Regions from separate parts of the Homo sapiens genome. Here all the other regions are linked to region 5. Evidence: chromatin contacts called from ENCODE Hi-C or POLR2A ChIA-PET data. All regions are on one chromosome and are shown on one strand. The core of a region is the stretch at or near the end of the contact, and the rest is flanking DNA. Distances in the headings are between cores, read along the strand shown.

What was found. A loop is a pair of places that touch in the nucleus more often than their neighbours do. ChIA-PET counts read pairs that join two places held with the same protein, here RNA polymerase II (POLR2A). Pooled maps may share reads with other maps.
Region 1: a map of naive thymus-derived CD4-positive, alpha-beta T cell shows a loop between it and region 5 (3-fold over the local background). The contact joins the promoter of MRPL4 here to the promoter of FBXL12 in region 5. A Hi-C loop is called at or near these places in 2 of 168 maps with a recorded cell type or tissue (both naive thymus-derived CD4-positive, alpha-beta T cell) and 7 of 50 pooled maps. POLR2A ChIA-PET finds 5 or more read pairs at or near these places in 1 of 52 experiments (PC-9).
Region 2: a loop to region 5 is called in a pooled map, with 4 times the contacts of the local background. The contact joins the promoter of FDX2-ZGLP1 here to the promoter of FBXL12 in region 5. A Hi-C loop is called at or near these places in 1 of 50 pooled maps. POLR2A ChIA-PET finds 5 or more read pairs at or near these places in 2 of 52 experiments (CD4-positive, alpha-beta T cell and activated T-cell).
Region 3: a loop to region 5 is called in a pooled map, with 16 times the contacts of the local background. The contact joins the promoter of S1PR2 here to the promoter of FBXL12 in region 5. A Hi-C loop is called at or near these places in 4 of 50 pooled maps. POLR2A ChIA-PET finds 5 or more read pairs at or near these places in 3 of 52 experiments (Caco-2, GM10248 and OCI-LY7).
Region 4: a loop to region 5 is called in a map with no recorded cell type, with 15 times the contacts of the local background. The contact joins the promoter of DNMT1 here to the promoter of FBXL12 in region 5. A Hi-C loop is called at or near these places in 1 of 37 single-sample maps with no recorded cell type and 8 of 50 pooled maps. POLR2A ChIA-PET finds 5 or more read pairs at or near these places in 1 of 52 experiments (PC-9).
Region 6: a loop to region 5 is called in a map of CD8-positive, alpha-beta T cell, with 15 times the contacts of the local background. The contact joins the promoter of ZNF426 here to the promoter of FBXL12 in region 5. A Hi-C loop is called at or near these places in 2 of 168 maps with a recorded cell type or tissue (CD8-positive, alpha-beta T cell and naive thymus-derived CD4-positive, alpha-beta T cell), 3 of 37 single-sample maps with no recorded cell type and 11 of 50 pooled maps. POLR2A ChIA-PET finds 5 or more read pairs at or near these places in 1 of 52 experiments (Caco-2).
Region 7: a pooled map shows a loop between it and region 5 (7-fold over the local background). The contact joins the promoter of SHFL here to the promoter of FBXL12 in region 5. A Hi-C loop is called at or near these places in 8 of 50 pooled maps. POLR2A ChIA-PET finds 5 or more read pairs at or near these places in 8 of 52 experiments (BJ, HEK293, HEK293T and 5 more).

The regions. Positions count from the first base shown.
Region 1 is chr19:10,249,944-10,253,836 of GRCh38, reverse strand. MRPL4 (mitochondrial ribosomal protein L4) reads right to left here and starts at 1,623. Exons shown (of 9, transcript NM_015956.3): 1 at 1,527-1,623; 2 at 1,374-1,440; 3 at 1,136-1,286. The coding sequence starts at 1,583. RefSeq lists enhancers at 1,121-1,694, 1,551-1,960, 2,091-2,240, 1,695-2,268 and a silencer at 3,638-3,687.
Region 2 is chr19:10,314,726-10,318,110 of GRCh38, reverse strand. FDX2-ZGLP1 (FDX2-ZGLP1 readthrough) reads left to right here and starts at 2,096. Exons shown (of 9, transcript NR_176052.1): 1 at 2,096-2,259; 2 at 2,352-2,406; 3 at 2,558-2,725. It overlaps FDX2 (ferredoxin 2), which reads left to right and starts at 2,096. Exons shown (of 5, transcript NM_001397406.1): 1 at 2,096-2,259; 2 at 2,352-2,406; 3 at 2,619-2,725. The coding sequence starts at 2,115. It overlaps RAVER1 (ribonucleoprotein, PTB binding 1), which reads left to right. Exons shown (of 13, transcript NM_133452.3): 12 at 338-421; 13 at 511-1,899. The coding sequence ends at 657. RefSeq lists silencers at 1,017-1,208, 2,342-2,461.
Region 3 is chr19:10,229,239-10,233,073 of GRCh38, reverse strand. It overlaps S1PR2 (sphingosine-1-phosphate receptor 2), which reads left to right and starts at 1,743. Exons shown (of 2, transcript NM_004230.4): 1 at 1,743-1,870. It overlaps MIR4322 (microRNA 4322), which reads right to left and starts at 2,661; the gene lies at 2,589-2,661. RefSeq lists enhancers at 1,189-1,238, 2,385-3,099, 3,039-3,118, 3,199-3,248 and silencers at 1,439-2,098, 2,809-2,858.
Region 4 is chr19:10,192,530-10,196,317 of GRCh38, reverse strand. DNMT1 (DNA methyltransferase 1) reads left to right here and starts at 1,365. Exons shown (of 41, transcript NM_001130823.3): 1 at 1,365-1,498. The coding sequence starts at 1,419. RefSeq lists an enhancer at 932-1,161 and a silencer at 1,422-1,661.
Region 5 is chr19:9,817,429-9,821,161 of GRCh38, reverse strand. FBXL12 (F-box and leucine rich repeat protein 12) reads left to right here and starts at 2,083. Exons shown (of 3, transcript NM_017703.3): 1 at 2,083-2,434; 2 at 2,545-2,617. The coding sequence starts at 2,349. LOC124900430 (small nucleolar RNA SNORA70) reads right to left here and starts at 1,208; the gene lies at 1,068-1,208. It also overlaps the pseudogene RPL10P15. RefSeq lists silencers at 1,522-1,671, 1,892-1,981, 2,432-2,591.
Region 6 is chr19:9,536,850-9,540,290 of GRCh38, reverse strand. ZNF426 (zinc finger protein 426) reads left to right here and starts at 1,646. Exons shown (of 8, transcript NM_024106.3): 1 at 1,646-1,716; 2 at 1,946-2,032. It overlaps ZNF426-DT (ZNF426 divergent transcript), which reads right to left and starts at 1,625. Exons shown (of 2, transcript NR_134921.1): 1 at 1,293-1,625; 2 at 561-885. RefSeq lists enhancers at 1-624, 1,279-1,348, 1,549-1,598, 1,605-2,340.
Region 7 is chr19:10,084,191-10,087,632 of GRCh38, reverse strand. SHFL (shiftless antiviral inhibitor of ribosomal frameshifting) reads right to left here and starts at 1,316. Exons shown (of 8, transcript NM_018381.4): 1 at 1,185-1,316; 2 at 581-704; 3 at 333-382. The coding sequence starts at 1,205. RefSeq lists silencers at 1,048-1,327, 1,398-1,617.

The sequences.
Region 1 (3,893 bases), core at 374-2,873, 430 kb before region 5:
AGGTTAAATACATTATTGAAATCAATTTCACCTGTTTTTTTTTTTGAGATGGAGTCTGTCTCTGTCGCCCAGGCTGGAGTGCAGTAGTATAATCACGGCTCACTGCAACCTCCATCTCCCCAGGTGCAAGCGATTCTCATGCCTCAGCCTCCTGAGTAGCTGGGACTACAGGCTTGCACTAAGACGTCCGGCTAATTTTTGTATTTTTGGTAGAGACGGGGTTTCATCATGTTGGCCAGGCTGGTCTGCAACTCCTGGTTTCAAGTGATCCGCCCACCTCGGCCTCCCAATGTGCTGGGATTACAGATGTGAGCCACAGTAACTGGCCCCTACATTTTCTTTTCTTTCTTTTTTTTTTTTTTTTTTGAGACAGAGTGTTGCCCAGGATGGAGTGCAGTGGCGCGATCTCGGCTCACTGCAAGCTCCGCCTCCCGGGTTCACGCCATTCTCTTGCCTCAGCCTCCAGAGTACCTGGGACTACAGACGCCCGCCACCACGCCCGGCTAATTTTTTTTTGTATTTTTAGTAGAGACGGGGTTTCACCATGTTAGCCAGGATGGTCTCGATCTCCTGACCTCGTGATCCGCCCGCCTTGGCCTCCCAAAGTGCTGGGATTACAGGCGTGAGCCACTGCGCCCAGGGTGGCCCCTACATTTTCTTAGAGATGTTATGAACAGCAGGGTAACTAAAATGCAAACAGCCTCTTCCAGGCACCGAGGAATGGTTTAGTCTTTTTAGTGCTCTTATTTGCAAAAACCAGTTAACAAAGATTATCAACATTTCTATAGAACTTATTATGTGCCAGAATTAAGTCATTTATTCATCACAGCAACCTCCCGACCGCTGACAAAATAGGGACACTGAGGGACAAGAGGGGAAGGCAGGATTTGAACCTAATCAGTCGGGCTCCAGAATTCTGTCTCCCTAACCCTTAGATGATGTCACCTCTCAGGCTTCAATCTCACACAGCGCTACAGCAGGGGAAACTGTCATCATTCCCCTTTGACAGGTGGAGAAACGGAGGCTGTAGAAATACAGCACTTTCCCAAGGGTACAAGCCCAAAGTCATCGTGACTCCTGAAATCCCGCTCTTCATCCCTCTGCCACTCAGTTCACCATTACAGCCCTCGCTCACCTGGGCGCGGTGGCGAAAACATCGGGGTGCAGGTCGGCCAGGCCCACGCGCTCCTGCTCGAAGCCCCGCAAGGACTCGACCCAGGCCTGCACTGGGCGTCGATGAGTGGGTACCGGGAGCTCGACTTTGCGCAGCACGGGCTCCGGGAGACCTGGAGCGATTGCGGGGGTCAGAGGTTAGGGTCAAGGGTCAGACCTCTCTGTCGCCGCCCCTCCTGGAGCCACCCCGGTTGCCTTACCCTCGCTCGCCACCTGCTCCGGGTTCTCGGTCGCACGCGCTGCCTCTTCCGCCAGGGAACTCAGGCCCTGCAAGGGTTGGGCGAAAGTGAGAGACGACCCCTGGACACCCCCAAATTTCATCCTTCGACCACGCCTCCAGCCCCTGGCCTCACCTGGCTGCCGGTAGGCCGAAGCCAGGCCCGCGCCCCGGCCCGGACGAACTGCAGCATCGCCGCGCAGCCTCCCACGCCGCGGGAGGTCAAGGCCACTGGAGCCTCGCGAGGCGCCGCTGGATGACGTCACGCACGCGACGCCGCCCTACCCGCCGCGACTCCGCGCTGGAAAGCGGGGTGTGCAAAACCGAAGATGGAGGGGGTCCGACCCGGCGTGCCCAGACCTCCACCCCAGGACTAACCCCCAGACCCAATTTTCACTCCTGCCTCAAGGACCCTCCGTAACACTGGGGAACGCGACCTCACAGCAAGAAGACCCAGCTTCCGTAGGCCTAGCCTACTTTGGGTCCCGCCTCCGACGAGCCGGTGCAGGAATTCAGCCAATGAGACCTCTCTGGCCCAATTCAGCCAATGACTGTTAAGCCTGAAGGAGTGACCCCCGCCCATAAGTGGGCAGTTCTGGAGTGAGCAACTAAGGAATACAGCCAATAACGCTTAAACTTTTGCTGTTGGTCACGCCCACCGGGCCACGCCTTCATCCCGCCTCCAAGGCTGTCGGAGATGGTTTTTTCTTTATCCAGTTATGTGGTTTTGTTTTTTTATTTGTTTTTTTGTTTTTGTTTTTGTTTTTGTTTTTGTTTTTTTTGAGACGGAGTCTTGCTCTGTTGCCCAGGCTGGAGTGCAGTGGCGCGATCTCGGCTCACTGCAAGCTCCGCCTCCTGGGTTCACGCCATTCTCCTGCCTCAGCCTCCCGAGTAGCTGGGACTGCAGGCGCCCGCCACCACGCCTGGCTAATTTTTTGTATTTTTAGTAGAGACGGGTATCACCGCGTTAGCCAGGATGGTCTCGATCTCCTGACCTCGTGATCCTCCCGCCTCAGCCTTCCAAAGTGCTGGGATTACAGGCGTGAGCCACCGTGCCTGGCGTTTTTTCATTTGTTTAAAGGCAGGGCCTTATTGCCCTCAGAAAGCCTTCAGGATTGGGCCTGCCAGACCATGCCTCCCAGTTTAGATTCCCCAGGGCAGGGCCATGTCCCCCCGAAACCCCTCAGATTAGGTATTTGTGTCCCTTACCCCCTAGACCAGGGTCCTCTCCCCTACCCCCTTAAACCAGGTCCCGTCCCCTCTCAGACCTTCCAGGGCTCTCCAAGGACAGAACAAAGTGGGGAGTCCACAGATCCTGGAGTGCCTCCCTTGTCGCCCCCTAACAAATCCGAATGCTTATTTTTAGTTTCTTTGTTTTGGTTTTTAGAGACAAGGTCTTCCTCTGTCGCCCAGGCTGGAGTGCAATGGGCAAGATCATGGCTTACTGCAGCCTCGACCTCCAGAGCTCAAGGGATTCTCCTGCCTCTGTCTCCTGAGTAGCTGGTCTACAGGTACGCAAGCCCGGCTCATTTTTGTATTGTATTTTTTTATTTTGTATTTGTATTTTGAGATGGAGTATCGCTCTGTCGCCCAGGCCGGAGTGCAGTGGTGTGAGATCGCACATCTCGGCCTCCCGGGTTCAAGCGATTCCCTGCCTCAGCTTACCGAGTAGCTGGGACTACAGGCGCCCGCCACCACACCTGGCTAACTTTTTGTATTTTTAGTAGAGAGGGGGTTTCACCGTGTTAGCCAGGATGGTCTCAATCTCCTGACCTCGTGATCCGCCCGCCTCGGCTTCCCAAAGTGCTGGGATTACAGGCGTGAGCCACCGAGCCCGGCCCTAATTTTCGTGTTTTTATTAGAGACAGTGTGGCACCACGTTGGCCAGGCTGGTCTTGAACTCCTGACCTCAGGTGATCCACCCGCCTCGGCCTCCCAAAGTGCTGGGATTACAGGCCTGAGCCACCGCGCCCGGCCTAATTTTTTTTTTGTAGAGATGGCGGGGGGTGGGTCTCCCAATGTTGCCCAGGCTGGTCTTGAACTCCTGGGCTCAAGCAATTCTCCCGCATTGGTCCCCCAAAGTGCTGGGATTACAGGCATGAGCTACTGTGGCCCACCCATTTTTAGGTTCTTTACCATGTTCCCGATAGACCTCCAGGGGGCGCCACCGGATCATAGCCGGCTTCCCTACCAGTCCAGGGCTGTCTACTTGGAGGCCAGTGCGTTCTGGACAGAGCACAGCTGACAACGTGGTCTGTGAACCAACCTCATTTTCCTCTGCTGGAAAAGGAGGTTATGAGATTCAGTGACGTAATGGAGGCAAAGCTTCCCATGCCTGGTACAAGGTGTAAAGTCAATAAATAGCATTATTATTATTTTTTTTTTGAGACAGAATCTCACTCTGTTGCCCAGGCTGGAGTGCAGTAGCGCGATCTTGGCTCACTGCAACCTCTGCCTCCTGGGTTCAAGCGATTCTCCTGCCTCAGCCTCCCGAGTAGCTGGG
Region 2 (3,385 bases), core at 847-3,346, 500 kb before region 5:
TGGTCTTGCTCAGGGTGGAGTAGCAACAGCCTATTGTCCTCCATCCACTCTGCATCAAGCACCTAGCACTGCCAGCATTCCGGGCTTTCTGTCACTTCCTCTCTCTACAGCCCAGGCTGTGGGTGCTACTGGCCCCATCTGACAGATGAGAAAACCGAGGCTCAAATAAAATGGAGCAATTGGCCCTAGGTCTTATAGCTAGAAAGTAGCAGAAGCAAGATTTGAACCTGAAACTGTTCGCTTTCCCTCAGGGCTGGGGGGCAGTGGCAGGGGGGCGGGGTGGGTGCTTCCTCTGGCCCCCAGGGAGTGACCTGTTCCACCTCTCCATTTCTCCCAGGCAATCGGCTCTTCCCCGCTGGGGTCCGGAGAAGGGCTCCTGGGCCTCAGCCCCGGGCCTAATGGTCACAGCCACCTGCTGAAGGTACGGGCAGGGGGTGGGGACATGCAGGGCTGGGAAGCCCCGGCCCCCCAGCGGCCCCTGACCCGCCCCGCCCTGCCCTCTGTCTCCAGACCCCACTGGGCGGCCAGAAACGCAGCTTTGCCCACCTGCTGCCCTCGCCCGAGCCCAGCCCAGAAGGCAGCTATGTGGGCCAGCACTCCCAGGGCCTCGGCGGCCACTACGCGGACTCCTACCTGAAGCGGAAGAGGATTTTCTAAGTGGCTGGCACCAGAGATAACTCAAGGGCCTGCACCAAATCGCTTTTGGGTTTTCTGATGTTTTGTTTTGTGTTTTTTTTAAACCATTTTCTCTCTTTCGGTAATAGAAAAATCTCTGAAAGACTTTACTGACCAATCAGCCGGAGCCCCAGGAGCCCAAGGGGTGTGGGGGAGTCTGGAGGCCTCATTATGTCTCTGGCTTGCTCCCCACGCTGAAACCCTGCAGCCTTAAGAGAGAGGGGCCCCGGCCTGCTCTCCCTCCCTCCCCCCATCTCCTCCTCCGCTGTGCCCGTCTCTCCGGAGCCCTCCTGCCTCATTGCTCCTGTAATTTTGGCCTTTCGAGTGCCTTGGAGGTTTCCCTGACCTCCCGTGAAGATACAGAGACTGTCTCCTTTTTTTTTAACTTTGACAACTGACTTCTGTTTCCTTTTCTAAGTTTTATTTTTCAAACCACCCCGGACAGCCCCCAGCTCTGATTCCTTCAAGGCCCGGCCTGTCCGGGCCACCATTCCACACCTTGCGGTTTGAAACAGCTGTTTTTCCCACATTTGCTGCAGGCATGGCTGTCTCCTGCCCCTGCCTGCCCATCTGGCCTATACCCCAGCCGTGGGGCCCGGGGTCCCTGCCGCAGCCCCCTCCCCTTCTGATGCCTTAAAAGCTGGGCCCCAGGCCCTGCTGGCCAGAGCCACAGATGCCAAGCTCTGGGAGCTTGACTATGGACCAAACAGCTCTGGCCTAGGGATTGGGCCACCCTACCCAGGATCTCCACCCTGGGGACAGTAGAAGGGGAAAGCCTTCATCTTGGCGAACCGGCCCCACCACCCCCTCCTACCCGGGCCTCCGTGCAGAGATGGGCTTTCTCTGCCAGTCCCCTGCTGTCTGTCTGTGGGAGTCGGACATTGTGCCCATCTCCCGGAGCCTCTGCTGTCACTCGCTTGTTGAAGATGAATTCTTGAATTCTGCCTGCCCACCCCCGGCCAGATCCCTGGAGCTGGCCTCCTTCCAGCCCAGTGCCAGAAACCAGCACTCCATGAAGATAAACTCTGGGCCCGCCCACCAGCAGGACCTGTCGACCTGAGGTGACCCTGGGCCTTGCCCCCAGCCAACTGGGCCACCAGCTTCCCTCCCTTGACTCTGGGGGTCCACATCCACTCCAAGGGGACTATTCCCCCGACCCCACCCCAGTCTCCCCACACGGACCTTTGCTGAATTAAAGTTTGTAAGTAAATGGTTTTAAAGAAATCAGAGTTGGCTGGTTCTTGGGACAAACAGTGGGCTTGAGTGGGAGGTCTGGGATGGCCCCGCGGGTTTACCTGAGATGGATTCCGCCCTGCTCTTCCCACCTGGTCACCGCAGGCCCTAAGCAAACATCTGCGCTTATGTTCCATTGATTATGGGCTTTCCCTCGCCTCCCTGGCGCGGCGCATGCTCAGTCGGTGAGTCACGTGATGCATGTCATGGCCGCCTCCATGGCCCGGGGAGGCGTGAGTGCCAGGGTTCTACTGCAGGCTGCCAGGGGCACCTGGTGGAACAGACCTGGGGGCACTTCCGGGTCGGGGGAGGGGGTGGCGCTGGGGACAACCAGAAAGTTTCAAGCGACAGGTACCTGGGGCGCCCGGGGCGGGCAGCGTTAATCCGTCAGATGCCGGCGGGGCGGGGCTCGGCGCAGCCGCTCACCGAACCGTGTTTTCCAGGCTCGCGCCCGGCTGGAGAGGAGGACGCGGGCGGCCCGGAGCGGCCCGGGGACGTGTGAGTGCAGGGGGCCAAGTCCCCCATTCCTCATCCCACGGAATTCCTCTGGTCCCCATCTTGCCCTGTAGCTTCATCTCGAGGTCCCCCTTCTGCTTTGCCCTATTCAGTACCTGTGCGTCAAGCCTCAATTCCTACTTCCTAACCCTAGATTCTACCCGGGCCCTGAGCCCATCATCCAGTTCGGCATTCGCACTTCCATCTGTCCCCAGGGTGAACGTGGTGTTCGTAGACCGCTCAGGCCAGCGGATCCCAGTGAGTGGCAGAGTCGGGGACAATGTTCTTCACCTGGCCCAGCGCCACGGGGTGGACCTGGAAGGTAGGAACCGGGCAGAGGGAATTAAGGAGGTCCTTATACATTTGTCCAAAAAAAAAAAAAAAAAAACCCACAAATTAGGTGTGTCTCTTCACGTCTTTTTCCCACCAAATATGGACTAAAATCCAAACCCCTCACCATGGCCTCATCTGTTGCCAAGCTCTTATTTGTTAAGCATTTATTAGAGATCACTAGGACTCCTGGCTCCCAGGATTTTGTGTTCTCTTCCCCCTTCCTCCCTGTATTCTAGCCACATTGGCTTTCTTTTTGTTGTTGTTGTTTTGAGATGGAGTTTCACTCTTGTTGCCCAGGCTGGAGTGCAATGGCTTACTGCACCTCAGCTCACTGCAACCTCCACCTCCCGGGTTCAAGCGTTTCTCCTGCCCCAGCCTCCAGACTAGCTGGGATTACAGGCGCCCACCACCAAGCCCAGCTAATTTTTGTATTTTTAGTAGAGACGGGGTTTCACCACATTGGCCAGGCTGGTCTCAAACTCCTGAAAGGTGATCCACCCGCCTCAGCCTCCCAAAATGCTGGGATTACAGGCATGAGCCACCGCGCCCAGCCCACACTGGCTTTCTTGTGGTTCCTCAAACAACCAAGCTCATTCCTGCTTCGGGGCCTTTACATTTGCTGTTCCCTCTGTCTGAAGTGCTTTCCCAG
Region 3 (3,835 bases), core at 494-2,993, 410 kb before region 5:
AGGCGGGCAGATCATGAGGTCAGGAGATCGAAACCATCCTGGCCAACATGGTGAAACCTCCATCTCTACTAAAACTACAAAAATTAGCTGGGCATGGTGGCGCATGCCTGTAATCCCAGCTACTCAGGAGGCTGAGGCAGAAGAATCGCTTGAACCCGGGAGGCAGAGGTTGCAGTGAGCCGAGATAGTGCCACTACATTCCAGCCTGGCGACAGAGCTAGACTCTGTCTCAAAAAAAAAAAAAAATCCATCTGGTCAAGGAGTTTTTCCTTTTTGTTGCTGTTGTTGTTGTTCACTGCTGTGCCCAGTAGGTGCATAAAAAATATTTGTTGCCAGGTGCTGTGGTTTACATTTGTAATCCCAGCACTTGGGGAGGCCGAGGCAGGCGGATCACTTGAGGTCACGAGTTCGAGACCAGCCTGGCCAACATGGTGAAACCCTGTCTTTACTAAAAATACAAAAAAATCAGCCAGGCGTGGTGGCACGCGCCTGTATTTCCAGCTACTTGTGAAGCTGAGGCACAGGAATAGCTTGAACCTGGGAGGCAGAGGTTGCAGTGAGCTGAGATGGCACCACTGCACCCCAGCCTGGGAGATAAAGGAAGACTCTGTCTCAAACAAAAAAATTTTGTTGCTGGAATGAGGGGCTTTCCTATCCTGTTGTCGAACTGCTGGTTACACACACACACACACACACACACACACACACACACACACACATCATTCGATGAAGGTGTAGTGTCCATCATTTCCGCAGGCAGGCACACAGAAATGCCCAGGAATTAGTGAAAATTGGAAATCTGGATAGAAGACTGGGCCCGACGCTGGAAGGCAGGCACAAACTGGGCCCCGCCAGAGGGGACAGTGATCTACAGAGGCAGGAAAGAGTGTGGAGTGTCCCCAGTCCCCCAAGGGAAACAGGGCAGCACCTGAATTCTGGAGGTCCTATCAAGGGAGAGACTGGTCAGGCACAGTGGCTCACGCCTGTCATTCCAGCACTTTGGGAGGCTGAGGCAGTAGGATTGCTTGAATGCAGCAGTTCAAGACCAGCCTGGGCAACACAGCGAGACCCCATCTCTACAAAAAACTGCAAAAAATTAGCCAGGCATGATGGCGCACCTGTAGTCCCAGCTACTCTGGAGGCTGAGGCAGGAGGCTGAGGCTCCCGTGAGCTATGATTGAGCCACCACACTCTGGCCTGGATGACAGAGCAAGACCATGTCTCAAAAAAAGAAAAAAAAAAAGAGATCAATTTTGTCTTTGGGACAGGACATCGCACTTAGTAGGAATTTATTTGTTGGGTGGACACACAGTAGGCACTTAATGCCTATTTGCTGCGTTGACACCTAGTAGGTACTTCCAAGGCTCTTTGTTGAGTCAATAAATGTGACCTCGTGTTTTCTTCCAAGTCCAGGGTCCCAGGGGTAAGCCCAGAGGTAACCTGGGGTTGAAGACAGTTGTTTCAGGTTGAGGCCACCTGGCCAGGAGTACTGTGACGTCACCAGGCTGCGTGACGTTTCGCGCCGGCCGGTTCTCACGGGTGGGGGCTGGGAGGGGCAGAGTGAGAGATCGGGTGGGGGGGGCGGACAAAGGGCCCTCCGTGCAGCTCCTGTCGGCCCCCGCGTGCGCCCCGGCCAGCCGGCCGGTCACATCTGGAATTCATTGCAGCCGCCGCCGGAAAGGGGAGGAGAGGAGGGCGGGGCGAGCGGGGGGCAGAGGCGGCGGCTCTCCGCCCCCCCCTCTGTCCCTCGTCCCAGCCCCGGGACTTAGCCGAGCCCGGCTGGCAACCCCAGCCCCAGCCGCGGCCGCCCTGGGGACGCAGACGCCAAGGCCCCTCCGGCCAGGGCCGGGAGCCGGGCCGGCCTAGCCAGGTGAGCGCGCGTGGCGACAAGGAGGCAGAAAAGGCGGGCCTGGTCCCCTGAGGTCTCGGGATCCGAGCTGAGGGGCCCCAATCGGGGGGCTGGGGCGCGCACGCGCCGCCTGGGTTCCTGCTGCACGGAGCGGGTGGTCACAGTGCGCCCTCTCCAAGAATCCGGGCGGCCCCCACTGCCTCGGCCGCGAACCCGCAGACTGTGCTCCCCGCCTTTCTCAGCGGCAGGAAGTTGGCGCCGGGGAGAAGGCTGAATCCGAGCGCTTTCGACTGGAGTCTTTGGGAGGCAGGACGCCGTGCTCGGGGACCGGGGTCTTGGGGAGTGTGTTTGGGGGGGGGCAACACCCCTCCTGGCTGACTCCGGCTGAGCGAGGGCAAAAGGATGTGCGCGCCGTGGAGCCTCCAAGCCAAGGGGCGGCACCCACGGGGAGGGCGGTCGGACGTCGGGCTTTCTGCCTCGGTTTCCCCAAGTTGTTTGCCTCCTCCGGTCCCCCGGCGGGGGGCGTGGCTTTGTTTTGTAAGGAAAGAGAAAGTGACTGCGTGGCTCAGACGCCTCCTCTTTCAACTCCGGCTCAGGGATGGGTCGTGGGTGAAGGCGCGCGTGGCGCGGACCTCGCGTGGCCCCGAGCCGGGCGGAGCGTCGGAACTCGCCCCCTTCTCAGGCACGGGTTGACTCACCCGGGGATTTCCACCCCCTCCTCTGTCTCTGTCCTTGTCAGATGCTCCGGGCCCCACGCGCTGAGCCCACAGTCCCCCTCGTGGGGCGACACGGCCAGGCGCGGAACTCGCGGTGCAGCTGCTGCTGCGATCTGGTCCCCCACCCCCAGTCTTCCCAGAATCTCGAGGCGGGACCCCTGGCGGGACGGAGAGGAATCCTTCCAGTGCCGCTTGGAGACGTGGGGGCCCCGCGCGTGTGGCGGTCTCGGGGGCGGGGGGGAGAGGAGGCGTGGCTCCCGCGCGAGCGAGCGTGGATACCGCGCATTCCTAAACCAGATAAGGAGGCCGAGAGTGCGGGCCAGCACGGGGTCGGGTCCTGCTGCCATCTCCATGGAGACACGCTGGGCTTTGCCTGGTTGATGGTGGGCGATGGGGGCGCTGCCCGCGGACCAGAGGTGTCTCCAGGCTCCTTTGTTGCTGTTTGGGTCTGGGCTGAGCTTAGGAGTTTCCACCCTTGGGAACCCACTAGGGTCTCCTTTGTTCATTGGTTCATTCATTCATTCATTCATTTGCCCATTCCACACGTTTTCTGAGTGTTTTATTTGTGCCAGGCATCCCTGTAGGGGCTGATAACTGACTTGCTCCCTGGCCTTAGGCATTGACTGTCTAGGTGGAAGCCAGACAGAAAAGGAAAGATATCATGATAGTTTCCCATAGTGGCAAGCGCTGTGCAGATAATAAAACGAGATTCTGTGATTAGAAAAGGCTTGGAGATGGCTGCTATTGTAGACTGGGGGTCAGGGGAGTCCCCTCTGAGGAAGTGACCTTTAAATAGAAAGGTCACTTTCTATAAGGTAGGGTGGCTACCACGGGCTCCATGGGTGACCAGGGGGAACTGTAACCACAGGGCCTGCCTTTCTGAAAGATGGGGAGACAGTCATTCAAAGATTTGAGGAAAGGCCAGGCGTGGTGGCTCACGCCTGTAATCCCAGCACTTTCCTAGGCTTAGGCAGGTGAATCACCTGAAGTCAGGAGTTCCAGACCAGCCTGGCCAACATGGTGAAACCCCATCTCTACTAAAAATACAAAAATTAGCCAGGTGTGGTGGTAGGCACCTATAATCCCAGCTACTCAGGAGGCTGAGGCAGGAGAATCGCTTGAACTCAGGAGGCAGAGGTTGTGGTGAGCCGAGATCACACCACTGCACTCTAGCCTGGGCAACAGAGTGAGACTCTGTCTCAAAAAAAAAAAATTTTTTTTTTGAGAAAAAGAGTGTGCCCCAAGAAGAACAGCAGGGGTAAAGGCTTGG
Region 4 (3,788 bases), core at 116-2,615, 380 kb before region 5:
AACATGGTGAAACCCTGTCTCTACCACCGAAGATACAAAAATTAGCCAGGCGTGGTGGAGTACGCCTGTAATCCCAGCCTACTAGGGAGGCTGAGGCATGAGAATCGCTTGAACCTGGGAGGCAGAGGTTGCAGTGAGCCAAGATCTCACCACTGCACGCCAGCCGGGGTGACAGAGTGAGGCAGGGTCTTACCCTGTCGCCCAGGCAGGAGTCCAGTGGCCCAATCATGGCTCATTGCAGCCTACACTGCCAGGGTTCAAGCCATCCTCCCACCTCAGCCTCCCAAGTAGCTAGGATTACAGGTGTGTGTCACCATGCCCAGCAAATCTTTGTATTTTTTGTAGAGATGGGGTATCCCTATGTTGCTCAGGCTGGTCTTGAACTCCTAACCTCAAGCGATCCTCCCACCTGGGCCTCTCAAAGCACTGGGATTACAGGCGTGAGCCACTGCGCCTGACATGGTGCTTCTTAATTTATTCTTACTTTTTATTTTTATTTTTTTGAGACAAGGTCTTGCTCTGTCTCCCAGGCTGGAATGTAGTGGTACAATCATGGCTCACTGCAACCTCTGCCTCTCCGGTTCAAGTGATCTTCCTGCCTCAACCTCTGGAGTAGTTTGGACTATGGGCACATGCCACAACGACTAGCTAATTTTTGTTTTTCTTTTTTTCTTTCTTTCTTTCTTTCTTTTTTTTTTTTTTTGAGATGCAGTTTCTCTATGTTACCTAGGCTGGTCTAAAACTCCTGGGCTCAAGCGATCCTCCCACCCTGGCCTCCCAAAGTGCTGGGATGACAGGCGTGAGCCACGTGGTGCTTAAAAAAGGCAACAAAAAACCCCCCACACACTGGGTATAGAAGTGGCATGGGCCTCTATACACTGTGAGATTCTTGGTACTAGCTACAAATTCTGTGTATACTCAAGATTTTCTAGAGTAGGTGCAATTACCCCGTTTTACAGATGAGGACACAGAGGCTGAGCCGTAGTGACCCACCTAAGGTCGTATAGCCAGCAAATAGATGGAGGTTGGATTGGAACTGAGGACTTTACTCAAGGGCTCTCACAAACCCTTGGGGGCTTCTCGCTGCTTTATCCCCATCACACCTGAAAGAATGAATGAATGAATGCCTCGGGCACCGTGCCCACCTCCCAGCAAACCGTGGAGCTTGGACGAGCCCACTGCTCCGCGTGGGGGGGGTGTGTGCCCGCCTTGCGCATGCGTGTTCCCTGGGCATGGCCGGCTCCGTTCCATCCTTCTGCACAGGGTATCGCCTCTCTCCGTTTGGTACATCCCCTCCTCCCCCACGCCCGGACTGGGGTGGTAGACGCCGCCTCCGCTCATCGCCCCTCCCCATCGGTTTCCGCGCGAAAAGCCGGGGCGCCTGCGCTGCCGCCGCCGCGTCTGCTGAAGCCTCCGAGATGCCGGCGCGTACCGCCCCAGCCCGGGTGCCCACACTGGCCGTCCCGGCCATCTCGCTGCCCGACGATGTCCGCAGGCGGTAGGTACCATGGGGGGGAACACGGACTCAGGGGGACAGGCAGGGCGCTGGGTGGGGGGTCGCTTCCCCTCGGGGTGGCCGGTGGCCGCTGCTGACAGACGGGCGCGCATGCGTGGGGTGGTGCGGCGCGCAGCGGCAGTTGGCGCGGGCAGGGTGGCACTTCCGGTCGCGCGTGCCCGGGCTGTTTGGCGCCAAAATGGACCGTGGATTCCCCCGTAGCTCCCTGGTGGCTAGAAACTAGGCGGGGTGGGGGTTCTCTTTTGATCCCCAAATACAGCAAGCTTTGGGTTCGTTTCCGGGGTCCCCTTCTTCAAGCAGCGGTGGGCCGGGCTCTTGACTCCAGCTTGGTCGCACAGGAAGTGGGCAGCCCGCGGCCAACGGACACCCCTCGGGCACCGGCACTTCGGCCTCCACTTCCGGTGTCCGGCCCGGTCCCCGGGGGCGCTTCTGTGGTGGGGGGTCCCTCAGTGCCTTTCCCCCAAAGCTGTGCATCTCGATGGCGGCCTCCAGAGACGGATGTCACCCGTCGGGGCCTGGGCTGGGCTGGCTCATGTTCGAGAGCCCAGCCTTCCGTGGGGTACTCATTCTGTCAGTTGGGACTGTGTGGTTCTTGCTCCTTGGGAAAGTCCATGTTTTGGCAGGAACTTTAACCGTGCATTGCAGCGCAGGGCCCGGGAAGCGTGAAGGCTGCATGGTTGGTCTTTTCCTGTAAATCTGTGCCTGTGAGCCGTGGGCATCAGGGAAGTCTTGCTAATGAGAACTGGCTACACTTTCGTGTGTGTTTGTGTGTGTTCATGGGTGTGTTCTTTAGTGTGTGTCTAATGTTGGAGGCCCTGGCTTTAGCAGTTCATGCCTCTGTCCAACTTCCGTGCACAAGGATCAGTGGGAGCACTGGTCCCAGCCCCTTGTTCATGAACGCCATCAGTTCATTCCTGAAAACTTGTTCAAGTGAGGTGTGCGTGAGTCAGAGGAACCCTCACCAGGCGTGGACACTTCCAGCTGGATTTGTGAAAGCACTCTTTGCCATTTTTCTATTTCCTTAGGCTTGTTAACTGACCTGGTTGGGCCAGTCCGGTTCTGATTTGGGTCTTTGGGGAGGGATGGATATTTGGTTCAACCCCCGCTTTTTTTCTTTTCTTTTTTTTTTTTTTTTTGAAGGCTGGGTGCTGTGGCTTATGCCTGTAATCCCAGCAATTTGGGAGGCAGTGGCGGACGAATCTCTTGAGCCAGGAGTTTGAGACCAGCCTGGGCAACAAGGCAAAACCCCATGTCTACTAAAAATACAAAAATTAGCCTGGAGTAGTGCCGTGCGCCTGTGGTCCCAACTACTCAACAGACTAAGGTGGGAGTATCACTTGAGCCCCAGAGGTTGAGGCTGTGTGTAGCGAGCTGAGATCGCGCTATTGCACTCCAGCCTGGGTGACAGAGTGAGACCCTGTCTCAAAAAAAGAAACACTTTTTATTTTTAGAGATGGGTCTCACTCTGTTGTCCAGGCTGGAGTGCCCTGGCACAATTATAACTCACTGTAGCCTTGAACTCCTGGGCTTAAGGGATCCTCAGCCTCCTGAGTAGCTGGGACCACAGGCGCCCACCACCATGCCCAGATGACTTTCTTAGTTTTTGTTTCTGTATACGTGAGGTTTCACCATATTGCCCAGGCTGGTCTTAAACCCCTGCCCTCAAGCAGTCCTCCTGCCTTTGTGTCCCAAAGGTTAGGATTACAAGTATGAGCCATCATGCCTTAACTACTACTTTTTTTTGTTTGTTTGTTTGAGATGGAGTCTCATTCTTTCACCCAGGCTGGAATGCGGTGGCGTGATCTCGGCTCACTGCAACCTCCACTTTCAGGGTTCAAGTGATTCTCCTGCCTCAGCCTCCGAAGTAGCTGGGATTACAGGTGCACACCACCACGCCTGGCTAATTTTTGTGTTTTCAGTGGAGTCGGGGTTTCTCCATGTTGGTCAGGCTGGTCTCGAACTCCTGACCTCGTGATCCACCTGCCTCAGCCTCCCAAAGTGCTGGGATTATAGTCAAACCACTTCTTAACCAGTTAGTGGGTATATATCTTCTTGAATCATCTGTGCCAGTATTCTCCCAAAATAAAACTTGATTTAAAATGGAATGGAAGTGAAATTATGAAAGTGCCTGGCTTCATGATGTTACACCCAATTCAGAGAAGTTTGGGCCCGGCCTTCCTTTTTTATTCCTTTTTTTTATTTTGTAGAGATGGGGTCTTGCCATGTTGCTCAGGCTGGTCTTCGATTCCTGGCCTCAAGCGATCCTCCTGCC
Region 5 (3,733 bases), core at 834-3,333:
GGCGCCTGTAGTCCCAGCTACTCGGGAGGCTGAGGCAGGAGAATCACTTGAACCTGGGAGGCGGAGGTTGCAGTGAGCCGAGATTGTGCCACTGCACTCCAGCCTGGGTGATGCAGCAAGACTTCATCTCAAAAAACAAAACAAAAATTAGCCGGGCGTGTTGGCATGTGCCTACAGTCCCAGCTACTCGGGAGACTGAGGTGGAAGGATCGGATCACTTGAGCCCCAGAGGTTAAGGCTGCAGTGAGCTATAATTTCGCCACTGCACTCCAGACTGGGTGACAGAGAGAGACCCTGTCCCAAATTTAAAAAAAAAAAAAGATAATGAAATCATGTCCTTTGCAGTAACATGATTTTTTTTTTTTTTTGAGATGGAGTCTCGCACCCGTCGCACAGGCTGGAGTGCAGTGGCGCGATCTGGGCTCACTGCAACCTCCACAATCTCTTTCATATTCTTTTTTTTTTTTTTTGAGACGGAGTTTCGCTCTGTCACTCAGGCTGGAGTGTGGTGGCGCGATCTCAGGTCACTGCAATCTCCGCCTCCTGGCTTCAGGAGGCGTGCGTGTGTGTGTGTGTGTGTATATATATATATATATATATATACACACACACACACACACACACACACACACATTTTTTTTTTTGGACAGGAAGTAGAATTTATTGGTGAGTATTAATAGGGGGGGCAGCACATTGGAAGCCCTCATGAGTGCAGGGCCAGCCACTTGTCCAGAGGGCCACGATTGGGGATGTACTTGACCCCACAGCCATCTGGGATGAGCCGCTTCTCAGCCACCATGTCTTCAAATTCATCAGCATTGAACTTGGTGAAGCCCCACTTCTTTGAGATGTAGATCTTCTGGCGGCCAGGAAACTTGAACTTGGCCCTGCGCAAGGCCTCAATCGCATGCTCCTTGTTCTGCAGCTTGGTGCGGATGGACATGATAACTTGGCCAATGTCAACCCTGGCCACAGTGCCCTGGGGCTTTCCAAAGGCACCTCACATGCCTGTTTGGAGCCTACATTGTGGTAGTGCAAGGTTAGAAACATGAACATCCATCGGAAAGGCCTGTCTCCAAGGTCCCTTAGAGCAACCCATACAACCAACAGGCTGCGTACACTACCAAGGAAGCTGCTGTGTGCAGCCATTGCACACACACATTTTTATAGTTTCTTGGTGGACTTGCCAATTCAGAAAATATCTGTAGTATCAATGAAAGTGAAAAATTCAACAGGTCCTTTGGCCACGATATTCCAGTAATACAAATTTATCCTTGTGCATAGACATCAAGAAGCATCATTAAGTAAAAAAATAGAGTTCTCTGACTCTCTACCAAGCCATTCGCTCGGGGCCAGACCCACAGGCCTCGCCCCGCCTCAACCACGCCTTCATGGCGTAGTCTTCTCCCTGTCTCCGTCCCCCGCTCCCCACCTTCCGAGCGTCTCCATCGCTCCCCAGCCACGCCCTTGGCGCCTGGTCCTGCTGCAGCCTGGTTTCCGTCCAGACCACGACCTCTCGGCTAGGTCCTCGTCGTCAACCCCGCCCCCAAGGTCTCGCCCCGCCCCAGCCCCGCCTTCCAGCGGTTGTCCGAGCCTCTACCCGCCCTAGCCACGCCTCCAAGGCGTGGTTCTCGTCTGCAGCCCCACCTAGGCCTCGCCCCGCTCCAGCCGCGCCTTCCGGGCTTGATCCTCGCCCCACCCCAGCCACGCCTTCTGGACTTGGTCCTCGTCTCTAGCCCCGCCCCCTAGCCGCGCCCCAGCCCCGCCTTCTGGACTTGGTTCCGTTCTCTGGCTCCGCCCCTGAGCCTCGCCCAACTCCAGCGACGCCTTCCGGGCTTGGGCCTCGCCTCTAGCCCCGTCCCCGGGTCTCGCCCCTCCCCAGCCACGCCTTCCGGACTTGGTCCCCGTCTCTAGCCCCGCCTCCGATCCTCGCCCCACCCCAGCCACGCCTTCCGGACTTGGTCCTGGTCTCTAGCCCCGCCTCCGATCCTCACCCCACCCCGGCCACGCCTTCCGGACTTGGTCCTCGTCTCTAGCCCCGCCTCCGAGCTTCGCCTCACTCCAGCCCCGCCTTCTGGACTTGGTCTTAGTTCCCAGTCGCGGCCAAATCACGCCTCAGCCACCTCCCGCAAGCCTCTCACTGCCTCAGCCACGCTTTCCAGGCTGGTTTCTGGTCCCCATCCGCGGCTGGTCCGGCCCTGGGACCGAATCACTTCCCAGCGAGAGGAAGGTCAAATTTCTCGACCGGCTACGGGAAGGTCGCGGCCGCCGCCCTGTCAGCCGCCTCGGCGCCCCCAGGACCCCTCGGGTCTCTTTAACCGGAAGCGGAAGTGCGTGTCGGCGGGATCATGGCGACTTTGGTCGAACTGCCGGACTCGGTCCTGCTCGAGATCTTCTCTTACCTCCCGGTACGGGACCGGATCCGCATCTCCAGGTGCGGCCCCGCCTCCGGGGGGAAGGGCAGGGCGGAGGGCGCAGCTGGCACCTGGAGATGCGATGTGGCCCGGGGCTGGGGTCGTTCTAACCGCGCGTCCCCTCCCCCAGGGTCTGTCACCGCTGGAAGAGGCTGGTGGACGACCGGTGGCTGTGGCGACATGTCGACCTGACGCTCTACACGGTACGCGCAGCTGGCCGGGCGGGCCTGGGCCGCGGTCGCGGTGCCCGGACCCCGAAGACCACCTCTCCCACCCTGGGACTGTGTGTCGGGGCCCGGGCTGGGGATTTAGAGCCAGGCGATCCGGGGCCTATCTCGGCATCATCGCTTACCAGCTCCTCTTCGACCTCAGGGCCTCAATTTCCTCATCCCTGCAATGGGGATAAAGGACAGTACCTGCCTCACGGGGCTATTATGGGACTTCACTGAGATCACGCAGGGAAAGGGCTTAGAACAGTCTGGCACATATTTATCATTCGATAAATGCTAATTTATGACTATGTTATCAAGTTTTTGTTTTGTTTTTGAGACAGAGTCTCGCTCTGCTGCTCAGGCTGGAGTGCAGTGGTGCGATTGCAGCCTCGACCTCCCAAGCTCAAGCGATCCTCTCGCATCAGCCTCCTGAGTAGCTGGAACCACGGGCGCTCGCCACTACACCTGCTAATTTTTTATTTTTTGTAGAGACGGAGTCTCACTATGCTGCCCAGGCTGGTCTCGAACTCCTGGGCTCAAGTGATTCTCCCGACTTAGCCTCCCAAAGTGTTCAGATTACAGGCATGAGCCACAGCAACTGGCTCAAAACATTTATAGATATATTTGTTGCCCTTTTTGAAACTGTCTTCATAGATAATTGCTATTATAAAGTGAATTTGCACCCTTCCTTTTACGTTACTTCATATGTGTGTGTCCAAAAACAATTATAGTGTTAGTAATGTATTTCTGAACTTCGGGTAATGCTGTTCTACTATTTAGATAGTGTTCTACTTTTAAACAATTTTACTGTATATATCCATCTGTAACTCCCTTTAATACAGTTGCTTTTGAAGTTCTTTTTTTAAGGACAGAGTCTTGCTATGTTGCCCAGGATGGTCTCGAACTCCTGGACTGAAGCTGTCCCCCAACCTCAGTCTCCCAAAGTGCTGGGATTACAGGTGTGAGCCACAGTGTCTGGCCTGATAATATGAAACTTTTTCTCAGTTGTTGAAACTTAGTTGTTGGTTTTGCGAGGAAAAGTTGATTCGTCCATTGGTTTTGTGTGCATTTAAAATTTTACCAACTTTAACTGCTACCCTTGTGAGT
Region 6 (3,441 bases), core at 397-2,896, 280 kb after region 5:
GAAAGGTAGAGACATGGAGAAGGCAGTGGAGTGGGGTGGGGGTGAGCAGCCCTGGGCTGTAATGTGGGTAAGCAGCCAAAGCAGGCAGCCCTGCAATTGACTTGCCACCAAGGGAATGTGGGTGAATGATCAAGGCAGGCATCCCCACAGTGATCAGACACCAATGGAATGTAGGTGAATAATCAGGCAGGTATCCCTACAGTGATTAGCCACCAAGGAAAGACTGTCTTCCTGAGTCCGTGACTGGAGCTGGAGTTTTGGGTCCACAGATAAAATGTGTCTCCTTTGTCTCTACTGGAGAGGAAAAAGAACTGGAATTGGAAGGACAGAGAGATGGAAGGGTAGTGAGAGAGGCTGGAGAAGAGAGTGAAGAGACTGCTTACCCAATTTGAAATTGGTGAGATGTTCCTTGGGCTAGTCTGAGGACCCGAGGTAGTAGGTGGAGCTCCTCACGGAGTGAGGGTGAGGACGGGGCCAGTCTCCCAAGGGAGTCCCCCTGTCCCAGGTTTCGGAACCAAATGTTACACACATCCATGTGAAGAGACCACCAATAGGCTTTGTGTTAGCAACAAGGCTGTTTATTCACTTGGGTGCAAGTGGGCTGAGTCCGAGAAAGGGGTCAGCAAAGGGAGATAGGGGTGGGGCAGTTTTATAGGATTTGGGTAGGTAGTGGAAAGTTAAAGGTGGTTATCTTTTGCTGGCAGGGCCGGGGGTCACAAGGTGCTCGGTGGGGAACTCCTGAGACTCGTCCAGAAGAAGAATGTCACAAGGTCAAGAGATCAGTTGGGGTGGGGCAGCAACAAATCACAATGGTGGAACGTCATCAGTTAAGGCAGGAACTGGCTGTTTCACTTCTTTTGTGGTTCTTCAGTTGCTCCAGGCCATCTGGATGTATACGTGCAGGTGACAGGGTTTATGATGATTTAACTTGGGCTCAGAGGCCTGACAAGTAGTTCAAGACCAGCCTGGCCAGCATGGCAAAACCCTGCCTCTACTAAAAATACAAAAATTAGCAGGGTGTGGCAGCATGCACCTGTAATTCCAGCTACTTGGGAGGATGAGGCAGGAGAATCGCTTGAACCTGGGAGGTGGAGGTTGCAGTGAGCTGAGATGGCTCCACTGAACTCCAGCCTTGGTGACAGAGTGAGATTTTGTCTCAAAAAAAAAGAAAAGATGTTTTAAAGCAAGGCAGAAAACCTAGAAATTATTTTTAAAAACAATTCTTTTAGCTGCATAGAAAATGTTTTTTACATCAAATGTTGAAATAGTAACAGAGCAAAAGACGTAGTTACCTATTTTCTACATGCATAACACATTGGCTCCTTCCCCTATGGCCGCCCTGCTGCGGCCTCGCCCACAGGCCTGGCTATAACTTCAACCTTTTCCTCTGGGCCTGGACCCACATTCCTCCCCGCCCCCTGCCCGTAGCCCTGCCCACAGGCTTGGCTCTAACCTCGACCTTGCCTTCTGGACCCATTTCTGCCTGCAGCCCCCACGCTGAGCCCACCCCAAGGTCCTCCGCAGCCAAGCAGATGGAAAGTAGAATTTTTCTGCCTCGAGGAGGTATTACACGGCAGAAACCCTAGTCCCGAAACCCCGCCTGGCCCGAGGCGGAGAGCGTAAATGACGTCAGCGGTGCGCCGTTCCTTTTGTGACGCCGGCTGTGAGCGCCTGAGAGTCTTTTTGCCTTTCAGAGTTAAGGCCTCACTGGCCTGGGTGAGTTCCGAGGAGATGAACTGGTTTTGGGGTGAAGGACGGGTTTGGCCCGGACGTTAGAGAGGCCTGGCCCGCTCTGCTCGTGTCTGCTGGGCCCGCTAGCGTCCGCTCGGACCGTCGCTCCTCGGGAGGAGTCGGGTTTATAGTTACGGTGTCCGCAGGGTGTTTTCATCTGTGCGCCCCTCTCCAAAGGCCTCCAAAGCAGCGTTTGTGAATTTTTTTCCGGCAGGAAAATAATTGCTGCCTTTTGCATCCGCGTTGGCTCCGTCCCCAGGATCTTCCCGGTTCAGGGACCTGGCGATTTCTGAGTGTTCCGGTGAGCACTGGGTGAAAGTTGGTTCTAGGGGGCCTTTTCTGTCTTCTCTTATGCAAACGAATGTTTCATCTGTAAGTTTGGTTTCGTCTTATTGTGTTGTGTTTTATTTTTGACCATTACTTTCATGGCGAAAGATAAAGATGCTTTTTAGGTTTATAGGGTGTGCGTATTTGTGTATGTGAATATAAACGTTTGTAGACCGCAAGTCTTTCTGCTAAAGAATACTAAGAATAATAATTCATTATCTTCGAATGGAGTTCCTAGGCCTGTACATCCCAAGAGAGCTTCTTAATCAGACCTCCAGAGGGAAAGGATGAAGGCTTTATTATTCTAGTATCACAATAATCAAATTTACAATGAACAGGATGGTTGGATTAAGGAGTTTGAAACCAGCCTGGCTAAGATGGTGAAACCCCGTCTCTACTAAAAATAGAAAAAAAATTAGCCGAGCGTGGTGGTGGGGTCTTGGAATCTCAGCTATTTGGGAGACTAAGGCAGGAGAATCACTTGAACCCAGGAGGCGGACGTTGCAGTGAGCTGAGATCGTGCCACTGCACTCCAGCCTGGGAGACAGAGTGAGCCTCCGTCTCAAAAGAAAAAAAAGAGAAACGAAGGATGTGTGCATTTTAAGCTACATTGATTGTATATCAATGAAAAAAAAAAAAAGCTGGCTGGGTACAGTGGCTCACACCTGTGATCCCAGCACTTTGAGAGGCTGAGGCAGGAAGATCTCTTGAGCCCAGGAGTTTAAGACCAGCCTGGGCAACATAGCAAGACTCCATCTCTCCAAAAAAAAAAAAAAAAAAAGAGTTAAATATTCTATACAGATGCCACCAAACTGAATATTTGTGGGCCTAGTCAGCCCTAGGACCCCTAGTTTGAGACCCCTGGGAGTAGGTGTGATCTATACCAGGAGTCCAGAACTGTGGTTTTTGTGACTTTAGGGTTTTAGTCTTATTGGTAGAAGGAGGCCTATAGAGTTTTTGTGAATTTGGTTCATGGATAATGAACTGCGGAACTTTCACTGTTTATCATCATTTGACTCCCATTCTGTAGGTGATTGTTTGAGCCACTGTTTCATGTTTGATTAATTAATGATTGTCATTATTATTATTATTATTTTTTTTTTGAGACAGAGTCTTGCTCTGTCACCTAGGCTGGAGTGCAGTGGTGTGATCTCAGCTCCCTGCAACTTCCATTTCCCAGGATCAAGCGATTCTCCTGCCTCAGCCTCCTGAGTAGCTGGGATTACAGCCGCACACCACGCCCGGCTAATTTTTGTATTTTTAGTAGAGATGGAGTTTCACCGTGTTGGTTAGGCCGGTCTTGAACTCCTGACCTCATGATCTTCTGGCCTCAGGCTCCCAAAGTGCTGGGATTACAGGCGTGAGCCACCCTGCCCAGCCAAA
Region 7 (3,442 bases), core at 67-2,566, 270 kb before region 5:
TAAGACTTGGTACCTCCTCCTCCAGTAAGCCTTCTCTGACCTCTGCGCCCCCGCTATGATGGCAATAATCCTGGCTCCTTTCATTGCTTAGTTTCATGGCTCTCTCCCCCATTGAATACAATCAGCACATAATGAGCGCCTACTGTTTGCAGGCTCCCTGGCCGGACAAATGATGGAGAGGTGAAAAAGTGAGATTGGGTGATGAGTTATGGACCGACAATGCCTGGTCCCTCCTGTTTCAGAGGGGGGTCAGTCACCATGAACGGGTCGGGTCCCCCCTCTTGCTCTCCCTCCCGTGACCCGGTCCTTTGCGAGGGGAGGGGATAGGTTACCTGGGCATCCAGATCGTTACTTAGTTCTTGGCCATCTTTTTGCTTTACCCCTGCGGGGGAGAGTGCATATAAGGGAAGGGCCCTTGAAGGGTCTGTGGGAGTTCCAGGCCACCCAGAGCCGCGACGCAGAGCCTCCCCAAGGCTGGGACCTCCGGGGGAGGTGATCTCAACGCCTCTCCCTAGACCACGCCCCCTCGGCGCTCCCACGCGCGGTCCCCGCACCAGGCCCGGGACCCCTGCAGCCTCACCGTACACGATGGAGCGCCCCACTCCCGTGTGGTCGCTGCCGAATTTCCTCATCAGAGCCCCCGCCTTCTTGGAGGATACCTTCCCATGAAACTTCTCCCGGAGGCGCCGGACGCTCTTCTCCAGCTGGGATGGAGACAGGGGGGTTCCGGTGGGGGAAGGGGAAACGGGATCATCCCTCCCCCATCTCTAGGCACCGTTCTCCCGGCCCGAACTTGACCCTTGGTTTTGGCCTCCGCCGCCCCCCCCCCGCCTTTCATCCCTTTACGGCATTTCCTGGAAAAAGCCAAAGTCCCCACAGGGCGTTGGGGGAAGGCGCGGACTGGGGCGAGCGTCCCAGCCTAAGGTGTGGGGGGGCGGCCAGGTTATCTCTGGCCTCTGACCTTTGACCCTGCAGCCCCCGCTTTTCCTCGGGGAGGCCTCATTTCGCTCTGGGGAAACGTGGGAGTCACTTTCCTTTTCAAGGGGGGCGAGCGCCAGGCAGGGGTAAGGATCTGGGGTTCTAGGATGGGGGTCCCCAGGAACTGCGAAGCCCCCTCCGCGCCTCCCGGCCGCTCCTCGGGGTCTGTCGCGGCTGACCCCGGCCCAGCCGTAGCCATCGCTTACCTCCACACCTTCCTGAGACATGGTGGCGGCGGCGCAGTTCCCCGCGAGGGTCCGCACTGCGCGGCTCAGCCGCCCCCCTACCTGGGTGCGCCCGTCGGTCCAGCAGCCGCGCAGGGCAGGGGGCGGTGCCTCGGGGCCGGCTCCGCCCTTCCTCCCCGGCCCCTGTTTCGCTTTCGATTCAGGGGGGACCCGGCGCGCTGGCTCCGCCCTGGCTCCGCCTCTGCTCTTGCGCCCCAAACCCAGGCGGGCGCCCCGGGTCTGCACCCTGCGGCGGAGCGCGCAGACCTCGGACGGGGGAGGCGGCGCGGCCTCTGCAGTCGGTCACATGTCCCCACGCTGCGCGGGGTCCGCGTCTTCACGTCCCTCGTGGGGGCGGGGCCGCATCAGAAGGCCGCGGCGAGGCCCCGCGCCCCCCCACCCAGCGCGCGCTCCCCCAGTTCATCACCCTCCTCTCTGTTCTCCCTCCTTCCCCGGGAATCTGGCGCTCATGAGGACCTGGGCCCTTTTCCTGCCCTGAGTCTCTGTCCTAGCTACGGTCACCTCTCTCAACCTCAGTTTACCCCTCTGTGAAATGGGGAGAATCCTGGTGTCTACACCATGGAGTGGAGTATGTGCCAAGATTCCCGAGTGGATCGCGTAATAGCGCCTGGCTTGCAGTAGGCGTTCAACTAGTCACTGGGCCACCTGCTGTGTGCCCTTGATAGGGGCAGGCAGTGTGTGTGTGGTTGGGGGGAGCGGTGCTTGAGAAAAATACAGATTCTTGGTCTCTAGTAGCCCGGTAGAATCCGGCTGTCTCAGGGATCCAGGGAATCTGCAATGGTTAAGAACCCCGTGGGACGGACAATTCTAACCCAGTACAGGGCACATCAGGGAGCCCTTAGGTGGTGGGGCTCTGGCCCAGCCTGGGGACACAGAGATGGCAACTTCATTGGAGGAGGGGATGCTTTGTAGAGTCACTGAAATTGGAGGTCTTAGCTAGGGGAGGAATAGAGTGGGGAGATGAGGCAGCCGTGCAGAGCCCCCAAAGCAAGACTAAGTCTGGGGTTTTTGGGCAATGGCTTCTCAAGCCCAGCACTCTTGACACTTTGGGCGGCCTAGTTCTTTGTGTGGGGGACTGTCCTGTGTATTGGGGGACATTTAACACCATCCCTGGCCTCCACCCACTAGATGCCAGTGGTTCCCTACTCTCCCTGTTGTGACTACCAAAAACGTCTCCAGAGACTGCCGGATACTCTCTGAGGAGCAAAATAGCATTGTGTTCAACGACTCCAAATTTTTTTCTCCATTGCACACCCCTATAGGTAAAAGTGTTAAAGTTACACCCCCAGATGGATATTTATTCATTTATTTATTTTTTGAGACAAGATCTTGCTCTGTTGCCCAGGCTGGAGTGCAGTGGTTTGATGGTGGCTCACTGCAGCCTCTAACTCCTGGGCTCAAACGATCCTCCTGCCTCAGCCTGCTAAGTAGCTGGGACTACTGGCATATGCCACTATGCCTGGTTAATTTTCTATTTTTTTTGTAGAGACGGGGTCTCACTATGTTGCCCAGGCTGGTCTCAAACTCCTGGCCTCAAAGATGGATATTATTTATAAATTATATACAAATACAATTATATCAATATATTCTGTTAACTGTTATATAAAATATTGATAGATAAATGGAGCTGGGCATGATGGTTCACACCTGTAATGCTAGCACTTTGGGAGGTCAAGGTGGGAGAATCACTGGAGGTCAGGAGTTCAAAACCAGCCTGGGCAACATAGCAAGACCTTGTCTTTAAAAAAAGAAAAAAGAAAAGGAAAAAGTTATTTTTAAAAGACTAAAAAACAAACAATAAAACCCCCCAAATCTAGATATTCTAAAGTTTTTCCAGTTGAACCCCAAAGCTTTGTTTATAGGGTGTATGTACTCCACTCTGGAGACTACTGTATTTGCAAACTACAAGCAGTTCATGATTCCTTGTGGCTGAATGGTGGAATCCTAGGCAGGATGGGGGCTGGAAACTGCACAGAAGACCTGGGATTTTATCCTGAGGGAAGTGGCGAGGTTTGGAGTGGATCGCCTGTCATAGTTGCCAGTTACTAATCTATTTGCCCAGTGCAGAGGGAGGTCATAGCTATGTCCCATTCACTGGCCGAGATGGGCACTGAGTGGGCAGGAAACAGGTAAGAGTCTGAGCTAGCCCTGACATAAATCAGATCTGGTAGGTTTTTTGTTTTTTGATTTTTTTTTTTAGCGCAGAATATGCAGACCAA